Regions from separate parts of the Homo sapiens genome. Here region 2 is linked to region 1. A link is a loop called in an ENCODE intact Hi-C map of the cell type or tissue named here. Cell type or tissue: CD4-positive, alpha-beta T cell. All regions are shown on one strand. Links, peaks and the distances in the headings refer to the core of each region. The heading gives the core; the rest is flanking DNA.

Evidence for each region. A loop is a pair of places that touch in the nucleus more often than their neighbours do. Peaks named below come from ENCODE experiments on the same cell type or tissue, not always from the same donor. Only the 100,000 strongest peaks of a DNase experiment are listed, where the experiment ranks them.
Region 2: a loop joins it to region 1, with 3 times the contacts of the local background. A loop is called at or near these places in 3 of 110 quality-filtered maps.

What each region holds. Positions count from the first base shown.
Region 1 is chr6:38,491,546-38,497,238 of GRCh38, forward strand. All of the region lies in intron 6 of BTBD9 (BTB domain containing 9), which reads right to left. Among named protein-coding and RNA genes, the nearest start is that of BTBD9-AS1, 13 kb to the left of the region's middle. In CD4-positive, alpha-beta T cell, for the core only: a CTCF peak has its summit at 2,601 (motif pointing left); a DNase peak (open chromatin) is centred at 2,586.
Region 2 is chr6:37,577,793-37,583,485 of GRCh38, forward strand. LOC124901313 (a long non-coding RNA gene) reads left to right here. Exons shown (of 2, transcript XR_007059568.1): 2 at 2,538-2,770. Among named protein-coding and RNA genes, the nearest start is that of MIR4462, 25 kb to the left of the region's middle. In CD4-positive, alpha-beta T cell, for the core only: no CTCF peak of the experiment used is centred there; DNase peaks (open chromatin) are centred at 2,639 and 3,329.

The DNA of each region.
Region 1 (5,693 bases), core at 1,042-5,041:
ATTTTAGCACTGATTAAAACATAAAATGTCTTTAGGAAATGTTATGTCCTAATTTATGGTTTATTTTAATCTTAGCAGTCAAACACTGATGACATTGCATCTCTTTAAAAAATTAGCCTATTATCACACACCAATAAATACATTCTTTAAAAAAAAAATCTCATTCTCAAATGAGAAGAAACCACAAAGCAATGAGGCAATGAAGGAAGAAAAACAAATCCTGAGTCTTTCACCTGGCCCAACAGGGTGTATTAAGAGTAATTATGGAGTGTATTAAGAATCATTAAAGTAATATTTCCTTGGGTTTCTGTGATGAAGGATGGCTCATCTGTTCACTTCCAATACTTAATTTTTTCAAGCTTGCTGTCTTTCATGTAAATAAAAAGGAAAGAGTAACTTTCCTTTTCCAAAAAACACAGAAGGGCAAAAACTACACTACAAATAGCTTTTACCCTCAGGCTCAAAGTTCTCAATAAATTAAATCTCCATTATTGTTTACTCTGTTGTGGATACAACTGAAAAAAGATTAACCGGGTCCCACTTTAGAGATGAGAAAATGGGCCCACAGAAACAGCCTAAATCAATCTATAATACACAAAGAAACAAAGGCCAGCCTTTCCATCCAAAGGCCTCTCCTGGGATCTCGGTTCACAGTCTCCATTCAGGGTTCAACAGCACCCCTTCAGGACTGCACCCTAAGTTTTTAAAGGAGGGAGATGTGCAGGAAGGAACACTGACCAGGAGCAGGTAACTGAAGCTCAGCCCTAGCTTTAGCCCATGCTATTTCTATGATCTTGGGAAAGTAATTTTCATCTTCCTATGGCCCCATTTCCTTCAATATAAAATGGAGATAATATTTACACCTACTGCCTCAGTGTTTATAAAGTTCAAATGGAGGAAAGGGCTCTTTTCAAAATACAGGCCACCTGTGTTATTTATGAATTTAAAATAGAAGAATAAAGCAACTAAAATAATGATTTTTAAACTTACATCATCCTCTCATTCATGAATTTCATAAACTCATCTCCTTAAAGTGCTACATGGCATACATGTAAGAATAAACATAATTTTTTATTTCAATTATTTGTTTTAATCAACTAAGAGAACTATTTTGTGTGTATGTATAATATTGACATTTTATGGTAAGGAAAATTATAATGTGGCACAAATAGCATATCAATTCTTTTCTTAAAGTGTTGATAAACCAAAAAACTGTCAATATGCTAATAATAAAGTTGCATTTTGCTCTAAATTAAATGTACACTTTCGATTTAAGATTTTATTCACAAAATAAACAGTACCACTGCATAAAAAAATTACATGATGATATAAAATACTATGTGAAGGAGTTGGCAAATTATGTTTATAGCTGTTCTTTAAACCTAGACAATTCTAATCTAGAATTCGATCTAAAAATAAGATACTTCTGCATTTTTAACCCTTAAAAAATTGTCCATTCAATACTACTCATTAAAGCAAAAAAGAAAAAAATTTTTCAACTTACATACAAAAATTCCATGAGTTTTAAAATAATAAGAAAGTGTGCTATAACCTACCGATTACTTTGAATAAAGGATATTTATCAACAATTACACTGGGTAAAAACGTTCCTTTCTCTGAAACCCTGGAGGAGCAATGTTTAATGAGAAAGAATTATTTATGCCTACAAACACAGAACTGTAATAGGTAGTTTTAATGTAACACATCACAGCAGTAGATGCAGGCGGCCAGAAACGTGTTACCTGGTTTTGACTTATACCCAATTTCCAAGACCAGACTAAGACTTTGTAAACAGCAGGGGCTTTTAGTTTTGTTTTTCCTTATTATTGATAGTGGATGGCAACAATATTTGTGCTGACGGGGTCTTTGGGAGGAATACTGAGGTTCTCCCTTTTCCTGAGGAAAATGAGGTCTCACTCATCTCCTATTTGCCAGGACTAGTGATCTCAGCACATGCTTTGTTCTTTTTTCTCTCTGTTTAAGTGCTGGTAGTAATTTAGTGATTTCAATCATTGCTACATTCATTTTGGAATAATAAAGTGATGTTAGGAGATTCCTGTCATTGCGAAGACAGGTTTTAGGAGGAAAAGGATCTATAGTTAGTCAGTTTTGCTACCAAGAGTAGCCTTTGGTACACTGAAATCAAATTAACTACAAAAACATCAGGGATACGTGTGGGGATGGAGCTAGCTGTGGGGAGATGAGCACTGAACCCAAACCAGTCTGGGCCAGAGGAAAACTCTACAGTCTCATCATGCAACAAAACAGGGAAATTGGTTTTAGCGTTTTTAACTTTAATTAGTCACATTAATTAATGCTAAAAACCAATGTTAACAGTATATTATTTTCATCTAGTTAAATAAAGGATTACACACATTTGAGTAAATTACACAGCATTAAACATTTCGATAACTTGAAATGAAGCCATTACTGTCATTCAAACAAGTTTCCACAGCTAAAGGCTGAATGTTAAGTATGAACTGATTTGGCATTACAAGAATATAAATCCTTTATCTTTTTACTGAGAAGAAAAAATGAAGAGATTCGATGACTTCTGACTTGAATAAGTGGTTTGCAGTAGCACAGCGCCCTCCAGTGGCCAAATTTCAAAATGCAGTTTCAAAGGACAAAGTTCAGTAGCAAATCTTTTCATGTTGAATGGTGTTAAGCTGGTAACATTAGCTCCTTTTTCTTTTCTCTTTTAATATAATTGTTTATCTCAGCACATATTTTCAATATCAAACCATTTTTCTATTGCCAAATTTCCCTCACCAAATTAAAATTCTTCTATTCAAATCTGATTTGTTTTCCCTCAGAAATATTCTGAAAAGTAAAAAAGAAATCAAAGCGAAACAAAACAAACCTAATGTGGACACAGACAACTGCAATGAGAGGGAATTCTCTATACGCCTCAGATAATGGCGAATGCCAGCACTAGAGTAGTAGTAATGAATTCTTAAGTGTTAAAATCCAAACTCCAGAGTAAGATTATACAAATTATGGAACTCTATTTTGCCTGATATACATCATGATGAGTACATATGGTGAGTTCAAAGTTGTAAGCATATCTTTTACTCATTTTTTCTATATGTGAACATTTCTGTTTTTAAATAACAGTATAAAAGATTTCACTGTATGCACATTCTTTCACTATTACAACTCCTATTAAAATGGATCCAAATATTTTTCTGTGGAAGTAGGAAAAGATAACCCTTTGGTTACCTTTGCAGATTACCAGAAAAGCTCCCTTAGGCCAATCTAAAATACTCCTATTCTTGAAAAGACATTGATTTCTCACAATGAAAAGAGATCATAATTCCACTTTTAATAACTACTGCCATAGAGTAAACACTTATAATATTCTTGGTCTGCCAAATAAATACTGCAAGGCATCTGGGGGCATACAAGCATTGCCCCGGATCCTATACCAAATAGTTACTAGGTAGCATGAGGGAGTTTGCTATCAAAAGGATAATAATAACTAGCTATTTTTTCCCTTTTCTGCCTACCCAAAGAATAGAAAAGTTTAAGCATGTTTTAAAGAATCATACCTTTCACCGAAACCGACAAAGCAACTCTATATAATGTCAAGAACAATGGCTGTGGCCTTGCATCTTGTTTCCACCGCTACAGATCAAAACAGGCAAATAACATCTCTGTGTTTCGTTTCTTCATCTATGAAATGAAGATAATTGTTCCCATCTCATGGGAATGTGGTGAGGATTCATTGTAATGATGCAAATGAAATAACTAAGCCTGACTGCCTGAAACTCACACGGGAGATCTTCAAAGAATGTTAGTTCTCTTCTCCATCTATTCTTACCAACAAAAGAATGCAGAAGACCTATTTTCACCAGAAGGAGGACTGGAACCAGAGTTAGCAGGTATGGAGTCACATGGGTGAATCAATAAAACCCACTCAAAATTTCATCTATGAAAAACCTGTCCTTCTTTATTATACATTAGAAGACCCAAAGATGGTTCTGGAAGCAAACACACTGAATTCTGGAAAGGGGAGGAAAAGGAACAGAATTGGCATTTGTTATGTGCTTCATGTGCTACTGGTTGCACCCAGCTTTTCTATACATAATCGTATTACTTAAGGCACCACAGAACTCTATACAGCAGTTAGAACTGTGATGGAACCAGTGAGGCTGGCTTCCTCTTATCCAAGTATGACTGGAGGACAGGGCTCAAATGACCGTGCAGGTGCATCTGGGCGGGGGGGCGGGGGTATAACAATGAAGAGGAGGTGCAATAACAGCCCCGTGGGGATGATGACAGACAGAATATGCTCATGAATAAGAATGTCTTACTTATCCCATCTTAATTACTTTCTTCTGTCTCTTTCTTCATGTTTAAGTATTAAGAGCAGTGAGGTGGTAAGAAATGGTATGGGAGTCATATCAGAATCCTTTGGAGAGAAGAGATGGGCACATGTGTCATCTAAAAAAGCATTTTCAAAATTATAATAAAATACACAACATTTGCAAAGCAGGCTTTCTGCCCGTTGTGACCGTGAAAACAAAGCAGCTGAAGAGGCCTGATGTGAAAGTGACCTCCTCTGTGCTCTGTCACTGGCAAGAACAGGAAAAACACTTGGGGCAAGCAAGCCAGCCCCACTTTCACACATGACTCACACGACTGAAGGAAAGAAAGGGCATCCTTCTCAGGCTGTCACTGCCTTCTTTTATTACAATTCTTACTTTTTATAATATTTTAAATAATATTAAAGGAGATGTAAGATTTGTAAGTTTATCAAAGAGACATGAGTTTTTAAATGTTGAGAAACACATTTTTCTAAAGATGCAAATCAGCCAGGCGCAGTGGTTCACACCTGTAACCATAGTACTTTGGGAGGCTGAGGTGAGAGGGCTGCTTGAGCCCAGGAGTTCAAGACCAGCCTGAGTAACACAGGGAGACTCTGTCACTACAAAAAAAAAATTAAATTAAATTAGCTGGGCACGGTGGCACACACATGTAGTCCCAACCACTCAGGAGGCTGGGGCAGGAGGACTGCTTTAGCCCAGGAGGTTGAGGCTGCAGCAGGACATGATCACACCACTGCACTGCACTGCAGCCTGGGTGACAGAGCAAGACCCTGTCTCTTAAAAAAAAAAAAAAAAAGAGAGAGAGAGATGGAAATCAGCTTCAGGAAAATGAGAGGGTAAAGGGAAAAAGGACTCAATGGACAATTTTAAAAATTCGGGCTTTTGGCTAATGGTCATTCCAATTAAAATGCAAATGAATGAGGCTTCTAGCTTTTGCCAGCTTGCCAAGTACCCTATGACTTACTAGTGGCAACAGCCATCATGCCTTCCCTTGCTACGTTAGTGTCTAAAACAATGCCCTAAAAGCTTAAGAGAGCTGGTGGCAGACAGCAAAGTAGCCAGGGCCTAGCCACATGCTCTCACCAAGATCCACCCTGAAGGTGAAAACTTTCAAGCAGGGAAGCAAAGGTACCAGCATGCCCCCTTATCAACATGGGAAATACCTTTTTCTCAAAAGACAAATGCCACAATACAGAACTATGACCATCTAGCAAGCAAATGACAGATGGGTCTAGACACATAAGGTAAAGGACAAAATTGGTTTTGGTGACTCTCTGAATATTCATGGAATCTATAAAAGTCCAATTCTTTTAGGATGCAGTCTGTTAGAAATGAATATGCAACTGTACCAAATAAAAACAG
Region 2 (5,693 bases), core at 889-4,888, 910 kb before region 1:
AGTGATTGGAGGAGATCTCAGTGGGGCCCGAACGCCATCTGCCGCACTCAGCTTTATCAAACCTGGAGGGGCTTAAGGAGCACTGGACTGCGTGTCTGGAGGTGTTTGGTCTGCTCCTGGATCCTGCTGCTAACTTTTTCTGTTAGCTCAAGGACACTGCCTCCACTGTGTGAAACGAGGGGCTGGACTACATTCATTCATTCATTCCATGAATATGCCCTGCGCACTTACTGTGCATCAGGAAACAAGAGACAAATATCTCTGCCTCATGGAGCTCACATTTTAGCAGAGAAAAGCTGATAGGACAAAGGAAATAATCAAATTCTATAGTATATTAAAGGGCATGCGTGCTATTGACAATACAGCAGGGATGGAGGGTGGGAAGTGCTGGTGGGGGGAGCGTGACAGCTTTAAATAGTGCCATAGGGGTGACAGTGGAGCACAGACCTGAAGGAGGTGAGGGAGTCAGCTCTGCAGACGCCTGGGGGAAGAGCGCTCCAGGCAGAGGCAGCAGCCGGAGCAAAGGCCCTGGGGTAGGAGAGTGCCCGGGATTCGAGGAGCCATCAGGGAGGCAGGGGCAGCGGGAGTGGAGTGAACCGGGGGAGAGTGGCAGGACGGAAAGTCAGGGAGATCACGAGGGGCCAGATTGTAGGCAGCTGGTAGTCCATGGTGAGGGCTTGCACCTTTACTCCGAGTGAAATGAGCAGCCCTGCCGAGCAGAGGAGGGACATGACATGACCTCGCTTATGTTTTTAAAAAATCTCTGGCCGGGCGTGGTGCTTCATGCCTGGAATCCCAGCACTTTGGGAGGCCGAGGCGGGCAGATCATGAGATCAGGAGATAGAGACCATCCTGGCTAACACAGTGAAACCCCGTCTCTACTAAAAAAAATACAAAAAGTTAGCCGGGCATGGTCGCGGGCACCTGTAGTCCCAGCTACTCGGGAGGCTGAGGCAGGAGAATGGCATGAACCCGGGAGGTGGAGCTTGCAGTGAGCTGAGATCTCACCACTGCACTCCAGCCTAGGCAACAGAGCGAGACACCGTCTCAAAAAAAAAAAAAAAAAAAATCTCTGTAGCTGCTGTGTTGAGAAGAGACCATAGGAGCGTCAGGGGAACACTCTCTCCTGCGAGAATTGAGAATGGGCGGGGGCCAGGCCTTCTAGTAGCAGGCCTGAGGAGGCCTCCCCTCCTGGGCTCCAGATTACTCCACTGTCCCTGTCACCACAGGAGAAGCACCTCCGGCCGCATCCTACCTCCCTGGGGTGAGGTAAGAGTGACCCTGCCTCATCCTAATACTCAGTCCTCACCAGCACACCCAAAATAGACTGTGCATGTTTACCCTCAGCCCGAACTCAAGACAGACACAGTGGTAGCACAGTGCAAACACAGGCAGGAAGACAAGACCCTGGCTCCAGCCTGCCCCTCTCCAGACCCCCCATCCCTGACCTCTGCCACCTTCCCTAGGCCCCGTGGATCTCCCCTGTCTTCCCCACCTTCCTACCCCATCCTCCTCAGTTGTCCTAGCACTGATTATTGTACTTTCCATCAAGAGCTGGAAGGGTCTTGGAGAGGGTCTGCTCCACCCTTCCTACTCTGCATCTGGGGAAAGTGAGGCCCAGGGAAAGGAAGCAGCTTGCACAAAGCCATGGGGGTTAATTAGTCAAAACAAACCTCACCTAGGGAGGCCCACAATTTCCCATCCAGTGCTTTCTTACTGCATTTCAGCCTCCATCATATACCTCCTTTATCCTTTAAACACGCTGTTTGTAGGAGCACTGGGCTAGGAGTCCAAGCTAGGGTGCAGTACTGCCTCTGTCATAACTGCATGTGACGTCATCCTTAGGGCCTCAGTTTTCTCAGCTCTAAAATGGGCATTAAAGATTTCCTTCCAGTTGGAAAAAAAAAAAAGTTAATATGTGAGAAAATGTAGTTGGGAAACCAGTCCTGGGCCCAAATCTCAGCTGACTGCCAGTGAATAACATGAAAACGAAAACATCCTTAAACAACACACATGTTAAATTAATTAAAAGAGATGAAAATAGTACGAGGCAATGTTGGCCCAGCTGGGAGGAAACGGGAACATTGGCTCCTAAATTCTCCACAGCTCTATTGTTTGGGCTATAGCAAAATGTAACAGCAGCAGCTACTGCCGGAGAGAACAACTCATGCCCTTCGGCTTGGCAGGTTATCACACATTTGGAAATAAATCTCAAAGAAATAACACAAATGGAGAAAAGCAATTTGCACTAATATGATTATCTGGAATGTGAAAAAAACTAGAAAGGTCCAAACTGGTCATTAAGCCATGGAATTTATACGTGAAGGAATAACAGCTCACACTGTGGCAGCAGCTGCCGGTTGCCTCCCTGGATCCATCTCTCTTCCACCCTTAGAAAAAACTTTAGCAGGGTACATGGCTGCCCAGAAGAGATATTCCATTTCCCAATATCCCTTGCAACTAGGTGTGGCCTTGTGACCAAGTTCTGGCCAAAGGGATATAAACAGAACAGTCATCTGTGACACATGTCATTACAGAGAGGAGCATGCCCCTCCTGGAGCTTTCTTCCTTCCCGCTGGCCGGAATGCAGTTGTGATCATTTGAGTTTCAGCAGCCACCTTGGGCCATTTGGAGGAAGGCATCTGCTGTGCATGGCAGAGTCACGTGAAAGAAGGAAGCTGATTCATTATCACCAGGTCACCGTGTCAGCCCTGGACTGCCTACTTCTGAACTTTTTACTTGAGGGATTAAAGTAACCCTGGGTGTTTAATCATTGTTAATTTGGATTTTCTGCCATTAATAACCAAATCAAGTTCTAACTGATAGAAACACGCAGGGAAAAAACGTTGAATGGAAAAGTAGGCACAAAAGTGGATGTTCTTCATGGATCCCAGCTATTTAAGTTATAGATTGGTACAGAGATGGTGATTGAATGGTGAGTCATCAATAATAGTGTGATGGTGTTGATTGGATTTTTCCCTCTGTAAACAAGTTTAGTTGCTGAATCGGTCAGGAGAGGCTAGGTTATGCTGAGGTGACAAGCAACTCCTAAATTTCAGGGCCGTAAGACAACTCAATTTAATTCTTACTCTCCATGTTCGTCGTGGGTCAGCAGGAGGCTGTGCTCATGGCAGTCACTCAGAGCACTGGCTGACAGAGACGCTGTGACAGAGGGCAAGAGAGAACGCTGGAAGGTCTCGCTCTCACCAGGAATTAAATGCCACGGCCTGAAAGTGACACTTTCATGGTGCTCACAACTCATTGGCCAGGACCAGTCCTAGAACCTGGCCCACCCACATGGAGGCAACGAGTGCAACTCTGCCACCTGCCCAGAAGGCGGCGAGCTGGAGAGACTTGGCAGATTGCACCAGTGATGATCACAGATACATCATGAAGAAAACGTAAGAGCACAAACATTTGTGAAATAATTTTTAGAAGTCCTTCCAGAAAAAGTAAAGTTTTATGTTTCTATAAGCCTTTATTTTATTTTATTTTATTTTATTTTATTTTATTTTATTTTATTTTATTTTATTTTATTTTATTTTATTGATGGAGTTTCTCCATCTGTCGCCCAGGCTGGAGTGCAGTGGCGTGATCTCAGCTCACTGCAACCTCTGCCTCCCAGGTTTAAGTGATTCTCTCACCTCAGCCTCTAGAGTAGCTGGGATTACAGGCGTGTCCCACCATGCCCGGCTAATTTTTGTATTTTTAGTAAACATGGGGGTTTCACCATATTGGCCAGGCTAGTCTCAAACTCCTGGCCTCCATTGATAGAACCATCTCGGCCTCCCAAAGTGCTGTGATTATAGGCATGAGCCACCATGCCCGGCTGAGCCTTTGTATTCCTGATGCAAGTCTGAATTCCTTGAGCACAAGAAATGCCCTGCCTTCTTCGGTAGTTGCCACAGGCCTATCCCAGGGCTGGGCCCATGGGAAGCGTTAGAGAAGGAACTGCAATCAGAATGATGGTAGGTGACATGCTCGCCATGTGCTGGGCACTGCACATTCCATCCGGAGCCCTTATGGACGTGCCAGACATGCTTCTCTGCACCTTAGATGGATTAACTCATCGAATCCTTACAAAAAACCTTTGAGGGTAGTACTGTTATTATCCCCATTTTACACAGAAAGAAACTGAGGCACAGATGGGTTAAGTGACTTGCCAAGGATCACCACTAGGAAGAGGCAGAGCCAGGAATGAATGCAGGTGGCTCCAGAGCCCGTGCAATCCTGTGACTTTGCCCAAGCTCTAGAAGGCAGGAACAGCAGTGAGAAAAGACAGAGTTCTGTCCTCACGGGGCTGCAGCAGTCTACCCTGTGTGGAGCCCCTGTGATAGGTGGAATACGGCCACCATCAAGAAGTCCACGTCCTAATCCCTGCAGCCTGTGTATGCTATCTTATTCCTTATTCCTTATAGAAAAGGAACTTTGTAGGTATGATTAAATTAAGGATCTTGAGAAGGAGAGATTATCCTGGGTTACTGGGGTGGGCCCAGTGTCATCACAAGGGTCCCCATAAATGGAAGAGGCAGGAGAGTCAGAGATATGGTGGTAGACACAGAGACTGGAGTGATGTCGCCGCCAAATCAAAAAATGCTGGCAGCGTCTAGAAACTGGAAGAGGCCAACAATGAAGCCCCTCCCCCGCCCTGGGCCGGAGCCTCTGAAAGGAATGCAGTCCTGCCAACACCTTGATTTTAGCCCCAGAAGATTTATTTATTTATTTATTTATGAGCTAGGATATCACTCTGTTTCCCAGGCCAGAGTGCTGTGGCATGATCTCAGCTTACAGCAACCTCTGCCTCCTAAGTAGCTGGGACCACAGGCATGCACTACCACACCCGGCTAATTTTTTGTATTTTATGTAGAGATGGGTTTTCACCATGTTGCCCAGGCTGGTCTCAAACTCCTGGGTTCAAGCAATCCATCCACCTCAGCTTCCCAAAGTGCTGGAATTACAGGGGTGAGCCACTCCTCTCAGCCCTTATAAGATTCATTTTGGACTCTTGACTCCTAGAACTATAAGAAAATAAATGTGTGTTGCTTTAAGCCACAAGGGTTGTAGTAATTTGTGAAAGCTGCAACAAGGAAACTAATACACGCCACCCCTCCATTTTGCTCTTCAGAGACCCACTGGGTAGACAGAAACTCTTGTACACCCTTCGCCCCAGCCCCTTGCGTCTCCTTGAGATGGAGGCTGAGAAAGAGCTGGGAAGGAGCTGGGAAGGGTCGTTCTATCCTGGTTACCTTGGGAAATGGTGAGCATTGCTTACCCTGTTCCTGGGGTCCCGGGCAAATCCTGGCTCTGCCTGTAGAACAGGACTCCCCTCCCACAGCCTTCTCCACCACCCTTTCCCAGAGCTGGGATAGCCTTTCTCCTGGGCATGAATGAGGGGTCTTTAAGGCCTTAATGCCTCTCACTCCTGCACCCAGACTGGGCCCCACCACTCTCCTGCACTAGTACATTACCCACACCCATGAGCCAGGCCGGCTTCATCTCTGCTGAACCATCAGGGGAGGTGGAGGGCATGCCAGCCAAGGGAACAGAGTCTCGGAGAGACCAGCCCAGAGAGAAGCGGGCAGAGACAGGCAGAAGGGGAATTGGCATGAGCAGAACACAGAGACTCAGAGGTGGGGAAGGGGAAGCAGAAAGAGGAAACAGAGCCAGAGACATACGGTGAGCATGCCGGTGGC